2 separate regions of the Homo sapiens genome follow, and region 1 is linked to region 2. The links are chromatin loops, found by intact Hi-C in ENCODE. Cell type or tissue: chondrocyte. All regions are shown on one strand. Links, peaks and the distances in the headings refer to the core of each region. The heading gives the core; the rest is flanking DNA.

Region 1 (10,517 bases), core at 987-8,986, 560 kb before region 2:
TTAGTGGTAACTTGTTTCAGCAGCCACAGGAAACAATTCAGAGGCTTTGCACATCTTTCGTTATATTTATTCCTAGGTATTTGATATTTTCTGTTGTTCTTAAAATGATATATTTTTAAAAGCTGTTTGTTGCTGTTATGGAAAATCCAGTGAAATTTGCTGTGTTGATTTTTGTTTGCTGCAACTTTGCTAAACTTACTTGTTAATTCTAATGGATTTTTCTAGGTATATACTCATATTACCTGTGAATAACAGCACGTTTGTTTCTTTTCTTCTAATCTTTACGTATTTTTAAAAAATTGCTCTACAGTGCTGCCTAGGGCATCCATTACAGTTTGAACTGAAATGGTAATGGAAACATCTTTGTTTTGTCCCTGATCTCAAAGGAAAGGTTTCAACATTTTATCATTATATTTACTGTAGACTTTTGTAGATACTCTCTATCAGGTTAAGAACTTTTTTCTTCTTCTTCTTGGTTTCTAAGAGGTAGGGGGTTTTTTGTGTGTTGCTTTTTTGCTTTTGTTTTTGAGCAGGGTCTTGCTCTGTCACTCAGGCTGGAGTGCAGTGGCGTGATCCTGGCTCACTGCAACCTCCACCTCCCTGGTTCAAGCGATTCTCATGCCTCAGCCTCCCAAGTACCTGTGATTTCAGGTGCCTGCCACCACGCCTGGCTAATTTTTTTGTATTTTTAGTAGAGACAGGGTTTCACCATGTTGGCCAGGCTGGTTTTGAACTCCTGAGCTCAGGCAGTCTACCCGCCTCGGCCTCCCAGAGTGCTAGGATTACAGGTGTGAGCCACCACGCCTGGCCGAAACATCATCTTTAGATCTCATAGTTTTATTGTGTCCATTGTACAACCTCAGGCAAGAGTGTGCGGGAGCCACGACTCTGTCTTCCTGGAGGGGGAAATGTTCATTGAAATTTGTTCAGGAACCATTTTCTCTTTATATATGTGGACAGAGCCACTGAAATCTATTGTTTGAACCTTGGTATGGGAGGGAGCACTGTGTGCTCACGCAGACCTGGATCTCAGTGAAATAATAGGGGCAAAAGGACCTTGCATATAGTTGCTTATATATTTATAACACTTTGAAGAAAGTAATGATGTAAAAGTCCAGATTTATGCTAATATTTTGTTTAGCTTCTCTTTCCCTGCTCTGAGGATTGGTGCTAGAGCTAAAGAGAGAGACATCATTTTCTCAGTGTTATGTTTGGATTGAAACACCAGGATAAGCCAGTTTGCCCTTATCTGAAAGTCATTTTGATTCCCGTCTACCCTGGGTTGAGTTAGAAATGTGTGAAATGAATCCTGAGTTGAGGTGTGAAAAAGCAAATGAAGATCTTACACACATATTCATTGAAAGAATGTCTATAAAAGGGCTTTTAATGCTGCAATATAGGTAACATGTGTAATACCTGTAACATGTGGAAGGTAAAACTCATCAGAAATGTGAATGGGAAGTAGAAAATCAAGAGACAGAGACAGCATTATTTATTCTCTATTAAATGAAGAACTTTAAAAACGTTGAAAAGTAAGCAAAACTATGGCCAGCCAAGTAAGAGAAGCAGAGAAATACCAAAACTGACCAAACTCAATAAATAACTTTAACTTGGCTTATTGCAACATCACAGTATCTCTGCAGGTCTGGTTCCATATCAGGCTGTTTCCCTAATGTATCTCTAGGAGAACATTTCAAGTCAAAGACATACTTTATGCTCAGCCATAAATCTCATGCTTTATATGCTTGAAAATAATAAAAGTTCTAGAGTCGAGTTAATTTCACTTCTTTCTTTTATATTATTAATGCTCCCATCCTTTTGGAGATTGGAATGTGGAATGCAATGTGGCAAATATTAAAAAGTGGGAAAAGATGTAGGAAAATAATCTGATGTCAATTTTCTTTTCCCTTGGAGTGGAGCAATCCTTTCCCCCAGAGCTCAGGCCCAGCTTGGCTTCTCGGCAGCCTCAGGCGGCCACACGGAGAGGGTGGCTCTCCCACCTGCCTTCTTGAATGGGCTCTCTCGGATGGAGAGGTTGGAGAAGGGACCCCACTTGGGGCTAAGTGGATACAGATGTGCTTGGACATGTCGGAATGGGGCGGCCTGGCCACCCAAAAGACTTCTTGTGGGGAGGGCCTGAGGAGCTTCCTGCAGGGCAGAAATGATGAGTTTGCCCTCAGCCACAGGAGGAAGCTTAATGCGGAGAAGGGCCACCTGCCACCACTTGGACTGGCCCTGGGATCTGTGGCCGGGATCTTTGGTTGGCCGGGGCATGTGAGTAAACTCTAAGGTCATCTGCTGACAATGCCTGTGAGGCAGTGGGCACAGCGGCCTGGTTTGGGGCGTGTTTCTTGAGTGTAGCACAAAGGGAGGCGAGGGGCTCTCCTCGGAGCAGCCTCCTCACCCACCACCAAGTGCTTTGACTTCCAGGGACAGCACAGAGGTGATGCAGGTCCTATCGGGCCCTGTTGCGGAGACAAGCCGCCCTACGTCTGGCAGTGGATTTGTTCAGGGCCACATCCAGGCACACGACCCAGAGGACTCAGAGACCTCCTAGGAGGCAAGGCCCTTGCAAGCAAGTGGGAGAAACACCTGGAGCCAATGGGATCTGGGTTCCTGTGGGTCACATGTTAGTGTCATTTCATCGGCCCTGCAGGCTTGGGAGGCCCAAGGAAACTTGGGTTACATAAAAAGGGAAAAGCATACTGTAGTTTGGCAAACAAAATGCGTCTTTGTGTGTGAGAGTGTGTGTGAGAGAAATGAGCTTTCATTTAGAAGCATCGGCAGCGGTTCTAACTGGTTCCCAAGTCCTTTTAAAATGATATTTTCTGAGCCTGGAAACCAAGCAGGCAGATCATGGAATTTTGGCTGGAGATGTTTTTTTAAAAATGTAGGCTAGCAATGAAAAAGGAGGTGGTAATTTGGCTCTGAGGCCTTTACGGGCTGCAGAGCAAACCCAGCAGGGTTACCATGGCGGCGCTTCTACTGTTTATATAAACAAAGGTTTTTTTCCTGACAAACATACTTCATATTTAATAATCTTCAATCCACAGGGGCCTCTTCCCTCTCTTTGTGTGTCGCTAGTTCAAGCCATTTGGAACTGGGGAGAGTTTTATTATTGCATGTGGTTGTTTTCAGGCACCCAATACACTTCAGAATTAAGTGTTAAGTGCTGGTATCTTGAAGTGCAGGGTGAGAGGTAGTCCGTGATTGTAAGAGAGATGAACCTGCATGAGAAAATGCAAAACAGGCTTTTCCTGGGTCCAGAGTCTCCTGGGCCAGCCACACCCAGCATTCAGAAGTAGACACTGCCACAGTAATTCAGTTCACACTCCCAATACAACTTGCACAGCACCTACCACACCTCTCTGAGTGGCACCGCAGCCTTCAGATTACCACTGCCTGAGATGTCCACTTCCTGTTAGCCCATATCTAATTATGTGTGGAGACTTAACAAATCCTGTATTGTGAGAGGACTCCTCTGGTTATGGGTAACAGAAACCCTACTCTATGGAACTGAAGCACAAAAGGGGACTTAGAACTGGATCGTGTCACTGGAAATGCCAGGGTAACCTGGCTTCAGGAATCACCGACCCAGCTTGTGTGCCTGTATCCCAGATTCTGGCACATCTGACATAATCCCTGTGACCCTCCTCTCCATAGTTTCCCCATAGTCTCCAGGAAGACTCCGTCTTTTTAGACATGTTGGGTCTGACCTAAGGACTTTGAGTGTTCTCAGGCATTTCTCTAGGGACACAGAGTGACCAGAAATGCCAGCCAGCTTGGGCAAAGCCACTTGCCTTTTCCTCCCTCTGGAACATCCAGCCACCTCTCTAGACCTGCCCAGGAGCTCAGAGCAGCCTAGGAGGTCCTCTCAGTTGTTGCCCCCTCACTGTCCTCTGGGGTCTCCAGAGCCAGCAGGGAGTACTGAGGGTCCCTCCCAGCTGCAAGCTCCAGAATTCTCTACAGATGCCACTGCCAGGGTTACCCTGTGAATAAACTGGTTCTACTCCAAGGGTGTCACACGTGCATGATGTAGGTAGACATGGCATCGGGACTCCAATGATCCCAGACAGAATCTGCATGACCTCCTGTGAATATCGCCAGCAGCAGCCAATCTGTGGGTCCATATTTTGGCTTAATTCCCCCAGCTTTGGGGTCCTTCATAACGACAGGACATTGGTGTCCTCCTCCACCACTCCAAATGCCACAGGCATTTATCAAAGTCCCCAGGAGTTTGCGTGTGTGTTTAGGAAGAAGCCCATTACGTCTTCTGCGGGTCTGGGTTAGCAATCGTCTGCACCTGTTGTGCCCTCTCCTCAGGGCCCATGCCTTGCCCCGCAAGCTGGTCACCCCACAGCGGCTGCTCCTGAGGTATTACCAGGCTCAGTTCTTGCACTGAGTGGGGCTGGGACCACATACCACAGGGTCACTCTCTCATTCACTGCTCCACCATCTCCTTTCCACTAAACTTTCTTCTGCACTAAAAGATCCTCATATCCCCTGCCATGAACACCACAGCCATCTATTTCAGCAGGTGACCCCCTGTTAAACAGAGCCACCAGAGAGACCCCCAGGAGCACAGCGCTGGTTGGAGAACACCACAGCTGGGGTCTAGATGTCCTCATTCTCGGCCTTCTTCTTTTATACCCAAACGATGCTTTCTCTGTTAATAATATCTGAGAGAACTGTTGCTTAAAAATGTAAAACGAAACCACCGTGTAAATGGAGCGGGGTCTTCCTTGGAAAGTCTAACCTTGGGGGCACCTAGTTGATGTAAAGAAACCACTGGCTGTCAGAGGGGAAGGGGGATTTGAGGACAGCCGAGTCAGGGAGCGTGGAGCAGCCAGGCTTTGTGGCAGGGCCTTCCACAGGGGCATGCTGGAGCTCAGCACTGAGAGCACCGGGAAGAGAGGGACAGCAATGGGCACCTCAGCCCCTCAGCAGGAGAAGATGGCGACCGCCACAGTGGCCCAGACTCCTGGAACTTCTGAACTACTTGGTAATTGGTTGGAATTTTCGGGGGTCCGCAGAACCCACAGTTCTCCAGGTGGAGCCGAACCAGAAAAATGCTACTTTGTGGTGTTACTGTGACCCCCACCCCCGCGCCGTATCCACCCCAGGTGCATTGATTAGGAAGTTGGTTCTGGCTATTTAAAACAGTGCTGAAACAGGTGGGTGTGAGCGGGGGAGCGGAATCACACAAACCGCGCTGGTCACAGCAGAGGAGCGCCCCACACGACAGCCTTGCGGAGACGGGCAGCGGCCACACGGGGGCAGCGCCTTCCCAGCCTGAATGAGCACAGACGCCGCGAAGCCCCCGAGAGTCGAGAGGAAGCGCAGTTAAGGGGCGGCCACGCGTCTCGGCCCTGTGCCCTTCCTTACATTTCTCGCTCTGCGGGGCGCGCCATGCCTGCAAACACAGGGCATCAATGGTCTTGGGAGGCTGGAATGTGGGGTGTGCAGAATCCATCCAGCGCAGTCTAGGGCAGGACCCAAGGGACACCCTGTGGGGGTGCTCTGGGCTGGTCCCCTCCAAGCCCCTCTGCCCGCTCCCTGATCTCACTCAGATCGGTCCCCTCTCCCTCAGAGAGCGGCCCTTGAGCTTCAGGCACTTTTCTAGGCCCTGGGGGCACAGCCGTCCCGGGGCGCCGTCTGGAGGGCAGGGACAGTAGTGTCCCCGCAGCGCCTCCTACCTGCCACCACCTCCACCTGTGCCGGGAGCCCCAGACCCGCCGGCCGAGCCGGGTGCGGAAGAGGCTGCAGGCGCCCGGGGCCCGGCCTTCGGAAGTAGGGGTCGCAGAGGGGCTCCGGCCTTGCGGTATCTTGTGTCGGCCGCACCCCAGGGTGTGGCTCTGGAACGGGTAGTGGGGAAGCTGCGGCGGCGCGCAGTGATCCCAGCGGGGCGTCTGGAGACAACAGAAGGGGCGGTGCTCACGGGACCGGCGTCTTTCCCGGGGGCCACAGTCGGGCCAGCGGGGCATCTCTCCGGACGGCCCCTCCCCGCTCTCTCTGCTCGGATGTTCACGCTTCCACCCTCAGCGCGGGGCCGCCCTGCCTCCCCCTCCGGAGCCCCCAAGCGGGTGTCAAGGGCAGCCGCACCCACGCGGAAAGCTCAGTTTCCCCTCCTGTCCTTTAGGTTTCTGTGGCTTCTTTCTGCCTCCGTAGCTGGAGCCAGGACGTGGCCGTGGTCCGGGAGAGCTGCGCCCAGAGTCCCGGCTTCCTGCGTGAGGGGGAGCGGCTGGGAAGCGGGTTCCTGGCGGCTGGACCACCGCCCCAGGTGGGCGTGCGAACTCAGGGCCTGGATTCGCACACAGAGAGCCCTCCTACAGCTGTGCACGCCCCGCGCCGGCTCCCCTTCCTGGTTTTTGATGGATACAGCCGGTCCCAGGCCCACCAGTTTAAATGAGTTTAAATCCCCACGCAGCCGACATTGAGGAGAGAATTCAGGAAGCTGGCACGGCTGCATCTCCAGCCAGAAGGTTTTGTGTCTGACATTTGATTGCAAATTGCAACGTTTCAAGGCTTTATAGCTCAGGGGTTGAAGGCAGGAGAGGGAGCCTATCTGTAAATATCTTTCTCCTTAAAATGTGGTCTCTCCCGCCTCTCTTCCTTTTGGCTCCTTTCCTTTTTTTTGGCACAGGAAGATGGCTGAGGTCAGCGAGGCTGGGTTGTTTCCCTGTCCACAGCGCATTAGGGACCAGAAAAGAATGTTGGTGTCTCTAAGGTGAGCTGCTGTCGCCTCAGGGTCCCGGGCTGGGGGTGACAAGGGCTAAGCTAAGACGAGGCCCCTAGGTGAGTGGATTTTGCATTGATTTGGAAGCTGGTTCAGGCTATTCAAAACAGTGCTGAATTCTTTGATGTTGAGGTCGCTTTGGACCTCGAGGTCCCACTTATGCCGGCTTCTTGCTCCAGGAGCGACGGCCCTGGTAGAGAAAGGGAAGTCGCGCAGCCTCTCAGGTGGCCAGGTCTCCCGCTAACCCCCACTGGCAGCTTGTCTGAGGTCTGACTGCAGAGCTGTCCGAAAGGAGCTGGGCTAGGAGATGCCAGTGGGATGTCCCAGCCACACAAAACTGCAGGCAGAAATGGGTTGACCATGCCTCAGTCTTGACTGCCCCACCCATTGCCCACCCCAGTGCCTGACCAGCTTGCAATGACTTGACCAGTACATGTGACCCTCAGCAGCCACCTGCTAATATAAGCTCCCATTTCAATCCACTTCACATGCCACCTGCCCATTCAGGACCCTCACCTCCAACGCCCCCCCCCCCCCCACCCCTTGCTGCAGCATGCCTCAACTCCCCAGGCCTTGCTCAGCCTGCTGTCTTAGAAGAACTGGTCGTGTGTGGTCCAGGGCTCTGGGCTCTGGCCTCTGCATCGTGTCAGCACGTGGCTGCCCTGGGCTGGAAGAGGGACGCTGCTGTCCCTTCTGGTATTCTGGGCAAGGGGATGAGGAGGCTTTTCTCCAAGGCCCTGTAACGCAGCTGAGATCAGGCTGAAATTTTTAGCAGGACCGTCCTGGAGGCTTGGACAAGCACAGGGCAGTGAGGTGCAGTCCACCTCCCAGGGTGGTGGCTACTAGGGCCATAGGAGCATCCTTGGGGAGATGGGGACCCCCCGCAGAGTTGTAGCTGCCATCATCTCTCCCCCAGAGAGAGGGTTCTACCTGCTCTCTATATTCAGGAGAGAGGATGAGGACTTCCATTCACCTTTGGGACAGCCTTTACTTTGTCCCCGGGCCCAAAGAGAAGAGGAAATTCCTTTTTCCTGCAGCCCGGGACTCAGATCCTCTCATTTCTGTGCCTTGGTCTGTCTGTGCCTAGGACACTTGACAGTGGGGTTCATCCAGTTGCGGAGAGAGAGAGGGACAGTAGCCCCATCCTCAGCGACAGCAGCCCCACCCTCAGCGACAGCCCCACCCTGGGCCCTGCAGGCTGCGCTCCACAGAGCCACAGCTGCTATCAGCGCACTCGGGTATCAGCCGCGCACGGGGGGATGTCGGGAGCTCAGTGCATTCCTTTCCCTCCACCCACCCTCAGATCAGGCAGCACTCATGTCTGCCTGGAACATCTGCGTTCAGATTCCTGGAGGCTTCGCAGTTACCTTCAGGGATAATGTGGGCATTTGCTTCACTCAAGATGGTTTTCCTAGAAAAGGGCAAATCTGACTCTGGGGTGAATTTAGGCATCAACTCATATGGAAGTAAACTGCTGGATCCTTGAAGTACAGCTTATGCAGAGTTTAAAAATTCTCCAGGTTTGGGTCCAAGCTACAGCATCACTTTCCATGGCTTTCTCTCCTCTCATCTGTCTCCTATTCTCCACCCTAGCTATTTGAAAGCTCCCCATTCCTCTCAATTCTCCTACCACCCCCTTCCCCAACTGCCTGCCCTCAATTCTGGGTGGCTGCCCTAATTTGGGGTGAAAATAGAAGCCAGCAATCCACCATCCCTCAGCTTCCCATCGACTCACCTGCACAAAGAGGCATGGTGGCTCCTAGCCTCTCCTTTTCTCCTGTCACACTGGAGAAGGCTCACCACCCTGCCAAACCTGGCCCTCCTGCATCTGGGAGGAGGAGGCAGGCAGCAGGAGGCTCTGTAGGCAGCCTCTAAAAAGACCCTGGCTTCCATCTTGCTTGCCCTGTCCTGCTCTTTGACTTGCTCACTCTGCTGAAAGCTGGGTACTGTGTTGTGAGCTGCCCTGCGGAGAAACTTGTGAGGCAAGGAGCTGAGTTCTTTGGTTCAATAGCCTGTAAATAACTGAATTCTGCCAATAACCACATGAAGGGCTTGGAAGTGAGCCCTCCTCCCTCAGATGAGCCTTCAGATGAGACCACATCCCAGCTGACTGCAGCCTCATCACAGACCCTGAGCCCAAGGACCCAGCTACACCAGTTCAGATTCTTGACTCACAGGAATTGTGAGAAAATAAATGTTTATTATTTTCAACTGCAAAATTTGGGAATAATTTGTTACACAGCTATAGATAATGAATACAATGGTTCTCAGACTTGTTAATTTCTCAGCCCTGAAAATTTTGGAAAAAATTGGGGATTCATATAAATTTCCCAGCTTTTTATTTTACAAAATATGTCTTGAAAAATGATAACCACTCTTTTCTTTCCTTATTGTTGTTATAAATGAAGGATCAACATTTCATTTTAATTATTTTTTATGTAGGTATTATTTTCACTTTGGGAGGCCAAAGTAGGAGGATCATTTGAGGCTAGGAGTTGGAGACCAGCCTGTGCAACATAGTGAAACCTCATCTCAATGAAAAAGGTATTATTTTCATACAGTACAATTTGTCTGTTTAAAATCTGAAGGTCAAAAGTAGTTGCTGCAATTTCCCAGCCAACAGGAAGGGAGAGGATGTGTCCATAGCAGATGTCTTCAAGCAAATAGCTTTGAAATTTCACACCTAACTTTTGCTGAGATATCATTGGCTCAAAATAAGTCACACAAGCAACCCAGCTGTATGGCAGGCTGGGAAATGTAGACTCTAGTTGGTTAATTAAATGCCCACTTAAAAGCCAGGGGATTCTATTATTATGGAAGGAGACAGTTCTGTGTTGTCTTCTAAATTGTCAGCCTCTGCCTCTCTTCTGGATTCTATCCATCAGCATGTCATGGGCTTCTCATTTAAAAAAGCACCTCCTTTGACTGCACACGCCGCACGCTCCTTGTTAGCACCTGCCCTTCCTCTTCCTTAAACTCTTTTCCCTTTTTCCTCACTTCCATTCACTCCTCAACCCTAGGCAGTACAGCTATTCCCTGACACTCCTCTGAGACCAGTGGTCTTTTTTTGTTGAATTCATTCTTTTCAGAGCCTCCCTTACTGGCTGTCTCTGTAGCTTCCAGCACGTTGATACTCTCTCCTGGAATACTCTGTGTCCTTCACTTATTTGCTTTTATAGCCTCATGTTTTCTACATTAATTGTAGTCACTCATAGACAGCCCCTGCTATGAATGACTCCTTTTCTGCTTTCTTCTTCCTTTTTTTTTTTTTTTTTTTTTTTTTTGGAGATGGAGTTTTGCTCTTGTTATCCAGGCTGGAGTGCAATGGCACGATCTCAGCTCACCACAACCTCTGCCTCCTGGGTTCAAGCAATTCTCCTGCCTCAGCCTCCTGAGTAGCTGGGATTACAGGCATCCACCACCATGCCCAGCTAATTTTTTTTTTTTTGTATGTTTAGTACAGACAGGGTTTCACCATATTGGCCAGGCTGGCCTTGAACTCCTGACCTCAGGTGATCCACCCACCTCAGCCTCCCAAAGTGCTGGGATTACAGGTGTGAGCCACTGCGCCTGGCCCTTTTCTGCCTTCTATTATCTCTCAGCATTTCCCAGGGCACTTTCATCTTATTTTCTCCTTCCACTCCATACACTTATTCTGAGCAGATCCACTTCTAGGATAAACCAGTTAGGATTGTGTTTAGCTGCATGTAACAGAAACCCAGCAAATAGTGGCCAGCACAAGCAGGGGGTTAATTTCTAATGAAGCAGGGAGTCTGGGGGC
Region 2 (10,517 bases), core at 778-8,777:
CAAGTTTGTTGATTCTTTCTTCTGCCTGCTCAAATCTGCCTTTGAATCCCTCTTTTAAAATTTTCATTTCAGTTATTGTACTTTTCAGCTCCCGCATTTCTTTTTAGTTTCTTTCTTATGTTTTCTATCTCTTTTTTGATATTTTCATTTAATGCATACACCATTTTCTTGACTTTCTCCAAATTTTCCTTCAGTTTTTTAAGCATCTTTAAGATTTTTTTAAAAGTCTTTGTCTAGTAGATGTGCCATCAGGTCTTCATCAGGCACTGTTTCTGTTGGTCTTTGTTTTCCCCTTTGAGTGGGCCATACGTTTTTGTTTCTTTTTATGCCTCATAATTTTTTGCTAACAACTGGATATCTGAATCTAATGATATGGTAACTCTGGAAATCAGATTGTCTCCCTTCCTCAAGGATTTGCTGGATTTTGTTTGTTTATTGTAATTGTTGTAGGTTGCCAAGGATCAGCCTGAACTGCACACTTAAGAGTCTTCTTAGGTCTTTTCTGAGGCTGCACCTTCCCCTGGGCAAGTTCAATGTCTTTCCAACTTACCCCATATATGTGGTTGCTTTTGAATGTCTTAGTCTTCAATGTCTGGCTCCCAAAAAGGGAAAAGGAGAAAAATGAAGGAGACACAGGAAAAGGCACAAGCTCTTTAAATCCCCTGGAAGTCACTTCAGCCAGAGGGGGAGGTGCTTACAACAATAGGGAGAGTTGCAAACACATGGTTGCCATTTCTTTGTCTGTACCTTTGTGTTCAGAGGCAGGCATCAGTGATCACAACATAGATCCCTGTTATTTGTAGGACAGGGTTCATTTTTTCCCATTCGGCCCCTGCACGTTGAGCACAAGCTGCTACTGGAATGTATGCACATCTGGAAAGCCTGCCACAGGGCTAGGGGTAGAGGATGTGCAGCCACTATTGTGTTAAGAGCTGAAACTCACTGAAATTAAGTACAACTCACTGTCCAAGCCTCCTTCTGGAAGTTGCCAATTTTGATTAGACACCAGGGTCCCAAAATAGATACATCAGACAGACTTGGAAAGAGTAATTGTTGTCTAGGTGGCGGGATAGATTCTGCCATGTACACATAATCCTCTATGAGCTATATTTTAAGGGTATAATTTCATTAAATTTAATGCATATACCAAATAGAGATTCATCAAACATAAAATAACATGTTTTATAATAAGCTTGTTTAGGATACATTTAGAAAAGAAATAGTAAATATCTTAACGTAAAATTGTAGAAACAAAAGAAAGGGATTTGCTCCGTGTGCTCAAGAACAAATCAAATTTTTCCTCTTTCAACTTTTTAACTCAACCATTACCCCCACTCCTCTTTCTTAGCATTTTCTTATTGTATCAACTGTGAAACAAGCCAACTTAAAATCAGACGCAAGAGCGGTAGGTAGAAGTTGTACTCAGACTCAAGAAAAAAGCATGCAAAAATTTCTGTTCCTTTTAATATATGGGAAGAGGTTTCAAAATGCAAATAGATAAATGTAGCTAATTAATTGACTTTAACATTAAATTCAGTTAATACATAGCATGTATTATGCTATACCTGGGATTGATGGATTGGCGGGCGGTGAGTTTTCAGAATGCCATTTTGAATTAACTTGTATAATTTTGAAAAAGAGAATCCAGTATGATATATATTTTTTTATTTTGGAGTGTTCTGCCATAAAAATAGCACTGGTCATTACAATCTTCCAGCACTTTTCTCTGAGTGATAAAAGATATTTTGGAAAATGTGGCTTTTATGATCTTTGGGAGGAGGCCTGGAAAAGGAGGGTTGAGAGTTCAGAGTAACACAGGAAATCTGTGTTTATAATGCTTAAGTGTGTGGGTGTGTTCATGTGGGCAGTGCTGGAGAGAAAAAATAAAAGAAAATGTTTGCAAACCATTGCAAGCAGGAGTTGAACAAAAGACTCAAAGAGTCTGTAATATTTATGAAATGTATTCAATATTTACAGAATATACTGGATTGAGGTTATCAAAAACAACTCTTGACACCAAAAGCACAATCCATAAAAGAAAAACATGATATTTGACTTCATCAAAATTAAAACTAAGAGAATGAAAAGCAAACACTAAGAGAGTGAAAAGCAAGCCACATGTTAGGAGAAAATATTTGCAGATCACATATCTGAAAAAGGACAAAACTCAACAATAAGAAAACAAGAAAATTTTTTAATGAGCAAAATTTTGATCTGAGACTTTACCAAATGAAATGAGGCCAAACAGCCTTAGTCATTAGGAAAATGTAAATTAAAATCAAGATGAGATACTACTACAAATATATTAGAATAACTAACATAAATTTTTAAAAAACTAACAATATCAAGGATCAGTGAGAATTAGAAACAGCCAGAATTTCTATACATGGCCAGTAGGAACATAAAATGATACAGCCCCTCTGGGAAACAATTTGGTAGCTTCTTATAAAGTTAAATATATACCTATCATATGATCCAGCAGTAGCACTCCTCAATATTTACCCAAAAGAGATAAAACGTTATGCTCACACAAACTTATAAGCAAATATTTACAACAGTTTATTCGTAATGTCTAAAAGTTAGAGACAATCCCAATATCTTTCAAGTGATGAATAGATACATTCATACAATAGAATACCACTCAACAATAAAAAGGACAAAACTATCTATACAAGTCATAACATGGGTGAATCTCAAATGCATTGTGCTGAATAAAAGCAACCAGGCTTCAAAAAACACACATTATCATTTCATTTATATGACATTTTGAAAAAAGCAAAAGCATAGGAACAGATAACAAATGAGTGGTTGTCCAAGGTTTGGGCTGGGTGAGAGGGGCTGACTAGAAATAGATGAGAGGAGAAAATTTTTTTACAGTGATGGAACTCTTGATTGTGGTGGTTGTTACGTGGCTGTATGTATTTAACAAAACCCACCTGATTGCAGTTCAAAATGGTCAGGAGATCGAGACCATCCAGGCTAACATGGTGAAACCCCGTCTCTACTAAAAATACAAAAAAATTAGCTGGGCATGGTGGCGGGCGCCTGTAGTCCCAGCTGCTTGGGAGGCTGAGGCAGGAGAATGGCGTGAACCTGGGAGGCAGAGCTTACAGTGAGCCGAGATTGGGCCACTGCTCTCCAGCCTGGGTGACAGAGCGAGACTCCATCTCAAAAAAAAAAAAAAAATACATCTTACCGAATGACCATTTAAAAACATTGTTTTCATTTGCTCACATTTATTGCACATTTGTTACACAGAGCTGACATTCTCACCTCCTCCTGACCTTCAAATGTTTCCACAGATAATGCAAGTTCTGAAGTTCTGAATGAAAAAAATTAAGTGATATTTACTATTCTACAGCGACTTGTTGAGGTAAGTAACCTGAAAAAACATGAGAACGTGGGAAAGACTACATTCAAGAGCAACATCAAGCTAAATCTACCCCAGTGATCCGGGAGTAACATTTCAGAGTGGACAGATAGCACCCCATCATTTAGCTTTGTTCTTTTCACAGGTGCTAAGGAAAGCCATGCGATGCCACGCCTGGCAACAAACCCACACTGCTTCAACTTCCTGTGAAGAAAGCCCTACCATGATCCCCACCCACATTATTTATTTTGATGACCCAAACAAATAAGAAAATGTAGCCAGGAGTGTTTCCTTCCATAATTCAAGTAGTACTGGGTTTTAATACAAAGGAAAGCAAGATGCTGGGCAAGTTGGTGTGGTTAAAGACCCTGCACAGGAGTTCTCTTGTGGAAAGTAGCAGAAAACCCACTAATGTTCAGGAGCTCTGGGATCTAGTCTTGATTCCGCCATACAGCAACTTGCTGTGTTACTATATGAGCATTTCAGATAATTTCTCTACGTCTTTATTTTCCCATTGTCTCAGTTAATATCTTGGTTGCAAGAAACAGGTACCAAATCAAGTTGGTTTAATCTAGATACAGATAAATAGAAGGATAGATAGCTAATAGTTCTCAACTGGGGGGTGGTTTTATCACCCCCCCCATCCACCCCAAGTGGACATTTTGCTATGTCTAGAGGTATTTTTGGTTGTCATAACTGGGAGGATTGATGCTGTCATCAACTGGGTAAAGTCCAGGGACTACCCTACAATGCATAGGATGGCCCCCAACAATAAAGAATTATCTGGATCAAAATAGTGATGAGATTGGGAATCCCTGATATCTCTCTCTCTTTCTCTCTCTCTCTCTTTGTATATATACTATGTATATAATATTTATGTGTGTGTAATTTTTAAAGCATAGTATATTATTTCACAAAATCTAGGGAAATTTGGGGGGTTGGAAATCATGGCTCAGGAAGAGTAGAAATCAAGCACATTTTGCAGGTTTTGAGTTCTCAACAGAGTTCAAAGGCCTTCCTCTTAGTGCCCTCTGATTTCCAGGACTCACTTACAAATGCCCATTCTCTGTGAACCTCAGACTGAGGAGAAATGAAATAGACACAGCTTGAGTCAGCTGTTCATTCTGCTCTAGTTGGCTATGTCCAAGGGGGAATGTTCAAGCCAAAGTTCAAGCCAGTGACCATCCTTGGAGACTGGGTCAGGAGCCCTTAGAAAGGTGGAGTTGGGAAAACAGCCCTAAGGAGGCCTATTACATTTATCTATGAGATAACAATAATGCCACTGCTCTTCTGGAGACCTACTATCAAATAAAAGGTTGTGGGCCCCAGGGGAACTTGGAAACAGAAATGGCAGGTGTCTCCTTTAAATGGCATTCATAATATTTCTCTTTTTTTTCTATCTTGAAGAACAGATTTCATTTTTTACACTTCTATAAAACAAATGGAACCATGACTTATGTTCCACAATTTCCATAGCTGATTTCATGAACTTTAACAAGTTTTCCTTATTTATAGCAGTCCCAAGCTTTATTCCCTTAGAGATGTCAGGACGTGGAGGGTAATTTTGCTGCCTGCCCTCTATGCTTTAAAGACCAAGTGAATTGAAAGAACAGTAAATCCCTGCCCCAACACAATAAGTGAGGTCCAGAAGAATTTTACGTGGGGTCTAAAATTCAATCAACTATTCGTGGTCGCGTTATTTTGAAGCTAATGAAATGGATGCCAGGAACCTGCACAGCTTGCCAGTTGGTAGCGCCAACGGAAGCCCATGCCAAACTTGGCTGAGTTTGCCGCCATCTAGTGGCCACTCCCAGCGTCAGTTTACACCTCGCAATGAACAGGAAGCAGGCCTGTGGCTGGCCAGGACCAGCCTTCAGCAGGCCATTCTAGGATTTTCCCGGTTAGCTGTCGCTCTTGGATTGGTCCAGACCAGGAAGACTAATTATTACAGGATTACTTAATGAGGAGATTTTCTGTACTTGGAAACATAAAGCAATGGTTTTAACCTTTGTGAGATTACAGGCCCCTTTGAGAATCTGCCTATATGCATATAATTTTTCACACAATTTCTAGAGGGTTTTGGGCTTACTGAAGCTAATCCATGGACACAAAGGGAAAGACACTGAATATAAACCTGATACAGATGTTAGCTGGGTGTAATTGTAAGCCATTCTGAAGTCGTTTGGAACAGAAAGGGAAAATGGCAATGGCAGGTGTGCGAATAGGAGGAAATCTACTGCTAACTGGAGGATAGTAAGAGTCTTAACTGTCCTCTAAAATGTGCCAAATGCCCGTGGCTCTTTAGTTGTATTTATACATGCTATGTATCTCCACCTTAGCTTTCCACCCTTAAAATTGGTTCCTTGTTTTACATGCCTGAGTTTTTCCTGGCCCTTCCTATTCTCCTCTGGTTTCTATCCAAAGTCTCTAGTGGACCAACAATAGGTTTGGGTTGGGAGTCAGAATACTGCCTGGGATTAGGCCAGCACCCCCCATTGGCTGGGTGAGTGAGCAAGTCCTGCACCCTCCCTGGGCTCAGCGTGAGGATGAGCATCCTTTAACCCCTCTTAGGATGGAATGAGACACTGTGTACAAGTGAAAGACATTGAAAGAGTCAGAAATGGTAGACAATTTTTGGAGTCTGCAATGTTATTCCAAAAACAAGTCCTTCTAGGATACTCCACAGGTAATTCGTGCTTAAAGCGGGTGAAATAAATGTCAGCTGGACTTGCTGGGAGAGAAAGGATGTATTGTCCTATTTTCCAGGGGTCTGTTGACAAGTGGCATTAATAACTATTATTAGTGCCTCCTCCTCACTACTCACATTATAAGCAAAAAGCTTTCACCTTTGGTTTCAGTAACCCCTTAACACGTCACTTCTGACACTAATTCCCTGTGTGAGCAGGATCTGGGGCCGGCCCGGCCTCCACCCTCTTCTGTGCAGCCCTGACATCTGCAGAATCACAGACAGTCCGGTCTGCAGGGAACCTCAGAGAAGAAGGAATGCCTTTAACTAATTCAGGGCACTCAAACCACAACACACACACACAGACGCCTCTCACAGTGGAGGTACACATTTTCCAAAAATTAAAAAGTGCTCGGCCCGGTGCGGTGGCTCGTGCCTGCAATCCCAGCACTTTGGGAGGCCGAGGCGGGAGGATCACCTGAGGTCAGGAGTTTGAGAGCAGCCTGGCCGACATAGCAAAACCCAGTCTCTACTAAAAATACAAATACGCCGAGCATGGTGACAGGTGCCTGTAGTCCCAGCTACTTGGGAGGCTGAAGCAGGAGAATCGCTTGAACTAGGGAGGCAGAGGTTGCAGTGAGCCAAGATCATGTCATTGCACTCCAGCCTGGGTGACAAGAATAAAACTCTATCTCAAAAAAAAAAAAAAAAAGTGGCTTCATGGGGCTGGGCGCAGTGGCTCATGTCTGTCATCCCACCACTTGGGGAGGCCAAGGTGGGAGAATCACTTGGGGCCAGGAGTCCAAGACCAGCTGGGCAATAGAGCAAGACCTCATCTCTACAAAAAGAAAAAAAAAAAAATCAGCCGGGCATGGCGGTGCACGCCTGTGGTCCCAGCTACTTGGGAGGCTGGGGTGGGAGGATTGTTTGAGCCCAGGATGTTGAGGCTGCAGTGAGCTGTGATCACACAGCTGTACTCCAGACTGGGCGACAGAGCAAGACCCTGTCTCTTTAAAAAATAAAATTTAAAAAAGGGCCAGGTTACTCAAAGCTGTACTCTGGAATATTAAATAATGTTTTAATGTATATTTTTAGAGAAGAAAATTTTGCAAAACTCAAAACCACTATGATAAAGTAACAAAATTGCAAACATTTTGGGAATGTGTTGCCATTGTGCTGTGGCTCTGGGTCTTAGCAACACTTATGGCACAGATCACAAACTTTGCTGCATATCCAGTCACTTGGGAGCTTAGAAAAGTTCGAATACCTAGACCACAGCCCTTGTTACTTAAATCCATGTCTCTGGAGTGGAACCTGAGCAGGTGAATTTTTTTAAACCTCCCCAGGACAGCCACGTTTGGTAACCACTAACTTAGTGCAGGAGTTGAGAATGTTCAGCTCAAGCACTGAGGCTGCCTTTGCATGATTCCCTTTAGCCTCAGGGTGACTGCTCTGATCGACAAAGCTATCGACACTCGCAAGCACTGGGGTGCTCACAGAGAATAAATTAAAGGCCATGAAAACTGCAAGACGGGAAATGGTTAAGAGGCTTACAGTGGAATCTAGGCTTGAAAGGGAGGTAAGAGAAGTGGATGAATGTGAGATCTAGGTAGGAGGTGGACAGGACTGACGGTGCAGTCAGTTGGGGAAGGAGGAGGTCATGAGGCCAAGGGATGGCTCAAAGATGACCTAGTTCCTGTGATACAAGGTGGCAGAATGTCAGTCAGTTACATAATTTGCAGAGCCCAGTGCAAAATGAAAATGTAGAGCCCCTTGTTCAAAAATCATTAAGAATTTTAGGATGGTCACAACAAAATAACAAATTCAGTGTGGAACCCTTCTAAGCATAGGGCCCAATGTAATTGGTCCTCTCTTCCACCCACATCCATCCTCCACTTGTTCTTCCTCCTTCTTCCTTCCATCTGCCTCTCCCTCACCCCTGTATGCTGGTATCTCTCTCCCTCTCTCTCTAAGCTTCTCTGTCTTTCTTTCTTCCTCTCCCTTGCCCATCCTCGCCTCTAATCACAGTTACCCACTAAACCTAACTGCCCATACTACAAAACTGAGGTTTAATTCTCATGTTTGGATTCCTGAGCAGAGCTACTTTTCCCAGGGCCCCTGAGTCTGAAGGATTTCTCTGCCCACACTTGAGTTTCAATCATCAAGAAGACTTTGATTATAGGAGCAAGACATACCCCTTGTAGCTCTGTTCAGTAGTCTAAGCCTTAATGACTTAAGACCTGACCGCCCTCAGGGATAGCTAAATGCTCAGTCACCCACATGCTGTTCCAAATTAGCTTCAGAAACCAAAAGCCCCACTTCCCTCTCCATAAGAAAGTCAGAAATATCTCTCTCTGGACCAAACTGTTGTTCAATCACTAATAAGGACAGGAAAAAAAAATGCTTTGGACTCATTTTAACTTACTTAATTTCACTGGGCTGCAGAAAAGTTAACAGGCCACAGGCTATTCCACAAAAATCTCTTTGATACCTGTAATGTGACAGAAACTGTTCTTGGCAGTGACTATCTAAAAGTGCATGAAACAGGCAAAGCCCTGCCTTCAGAAGCTTATGATCTAGTGCAAACATGCAAAGGAATGAGATCGTTTCAGGCACAAATAACAGTATAAAGAAAAAATGTAAGATAATGGGATAAAGAGAGATTGGATTTGCAGGGGCTAATTACAGCTAATTATATGCTAGGGTCAGGAAAGACCTCTTTGAAGAGATAATATTTGAACTAAAACTGGATGGAGTGGAGGAAAGGCCATGGTAAGATCTGGGAAGCACATTTCAGGGAGAACAGCAGACAGGCCTTGAGATGGTGGCTATGAGCACTGGATGTTCAGAAAACTGTTAATAGAAGGAGGGTGTGGCTGGGACACAGTGTGGGAGGAGCAGAGGACTACAGGTGGGTGGAGACAGAGGGGAAGGGGCCTGATCCCACGGGCATAGATCATGAGTTTGAATTTAATCCTAAGTATACTGAAAATTTTAATGAGGAACTGACACATTTGATTTCCACTTTTAAAAGATGTCGAGTCTGGCCACTGTGCAGAAAATACATGGTCCAGGACAAGAGTGGAGGCAGGAAGCCAAGTCAGCTAACTATTTCCTAGACTAGGCAAGAAATGGCAGTGTTTACAGCATTGGAGATAACGGAAATAGTCAGATTAAGGACATAAATTGGTGGTGAATCCAAAAGTCTTTTCTGGTGGATTAGATCTGGAGTGGAAGGGGAAAACATGAATGAAGATGACTCTAGGTTTTTAGCCTGAGCAACTCGGTGAATAGTAGAGCCTTTTGCAAAGGGCAGGTGAACTGGGTGTGGAGGGGTGGGAAGAGGGATGATTCAGAATTCTGTGTTGGACACACTGGGGGAGGGAAGCCCGTGAGATATTCAGGTGGAGATGTGGGGCCATCCAGAACCCAGAAGAGACGTTGGAGCTAATGTATGAAAGTTAAGGTAGGACTTAAAGCCATGGAAAGGGCTTTAAAGGTTTTAAGGTTGGATAAACGGAAGAGGACGGGGGACTGAGCCCTGGGACCGGAGCCAGCTTCACAGAAAACCTGTACACTCATACAGCACTCCATGCTTAGATGGTCCCTGCACTTGGTGTAATGCTTTGCTGTCACTATGTTGAAATTCTTAATAATTTTTGATCAAGGGACCCCACATTTTCATTTTGTACTAGGCTCCACGAATGATGTGGCCAGTCCTGCTTGGGACACTTCATTGTTAAGAGATCTGGTAGAGAAGGAGACTTCATGAAAGCAGACTCAGGAAGAGTAACTAATGAGGTAAGGGAAAGCCAGGGGGCACAGTGTCAAGGAAGTCTAAAAAATTTTTTTTCAAGGAGAAAATGCCTGATTGTGTCAAATGCTGCAGGACAGTTGAGTAAGACGAGGACAGATGCTTAATTGGGCTGACTGATGAGTGAGAAGGAATCAGTCTATCACTTATATTTGAAAGCCTGTGTCAAGAAGATACATGGGGACACCTGTCTTTTTTTTTTTTTTTTTTTTGAGATGGAGTTTCGCTCTTGTTGCCTGGGCTGGAGTACAGTGGCCCAATCTCGGCTCACCACAACCTCTGCCTCCCGGGTTCAAGCGATTCTCCTGCCTCAGCCTCCCGAGTAGGTGGGATTACAGGCGTGCGTCACTACACCCAGCTAATTTTTTGTATTTTTAGTAGAGATGGGGTTTCTCCATGTTGGTCAGTCTGGTCTCGAACGCCCAACCTCAGGTGATCCTCCTGCCTCGGCCTCCCAAAGTACTGGGATTACAAGCGTGAGCCACCGCGCCCGGCCCTGTGGGGATGGGGAGGGGGGTGGTCCCTGTCTTTAAACCCATGCCCATGCCCCTTCTCCCTCCATCTCCATTTCCATTTTTCACAGTCAGGGGCCTTACACACATGAATGTGGACACCCCAGCCCAGACATCCGAACTTTGTTCTGGGCC

What was found. A loop is a pair of places that touch in the nucleus more often than their neighbours do. Peaks named below come from ENCODE experiments on the same cell type or tissue, not always from the same donor. Only the 100,000 strongest peaks of a DNase experiment are listed, where the experiment ranks them.
Region 1: it touches region 2 in a loop (2.7-fold over the local background); 2 of 110 quality-filtered maps call a loop at or near these places.

Annotation. Positions count from the first base shown.
Region 1 is chr2:69,302,312-69,312,828 of GRCh38, reverse strand. No RefSeq gene overlaps it. Among named protein-coding and RNA genes, the nearest start is that of GFPT1, 80 kb to the left of the region's middle. RefSeq lists enhancers at 1,824-2,326, 5,442-5,491, 5,977-6,716 and a silencer at 5,722-5,871. In chondrocyte, for the core only: a CTCF peak has its summit at 5,325; DNase peaks (open chromatin) are centred at 5,314, 5,838, 6,219, 6,981 and 1 weaker place.
Region 2 is chr2:68,746,574-68,757,090 of GRCh38, reverse strand. The region is part of intron 1 of ARHGAP25 (Rho GTPase activating protein 25); the gene reads right to left. LOC105374790 (a long non-coding RNA gene) reads left to right here. Exons shown (of 3, transcript XR_940225.3): 2 at 3,303-3,373; 3 at 3,516-3,604. Among named protein-coding and RNA genes, the nearest start is that of ARHGAP25, 17 kb to the right of the region's middle. In chondrocyte, for the core only: a CTCF peak has its summit at 5,172 (motif pointing left); a DNase peak (open chromatin) is centred at 5,163.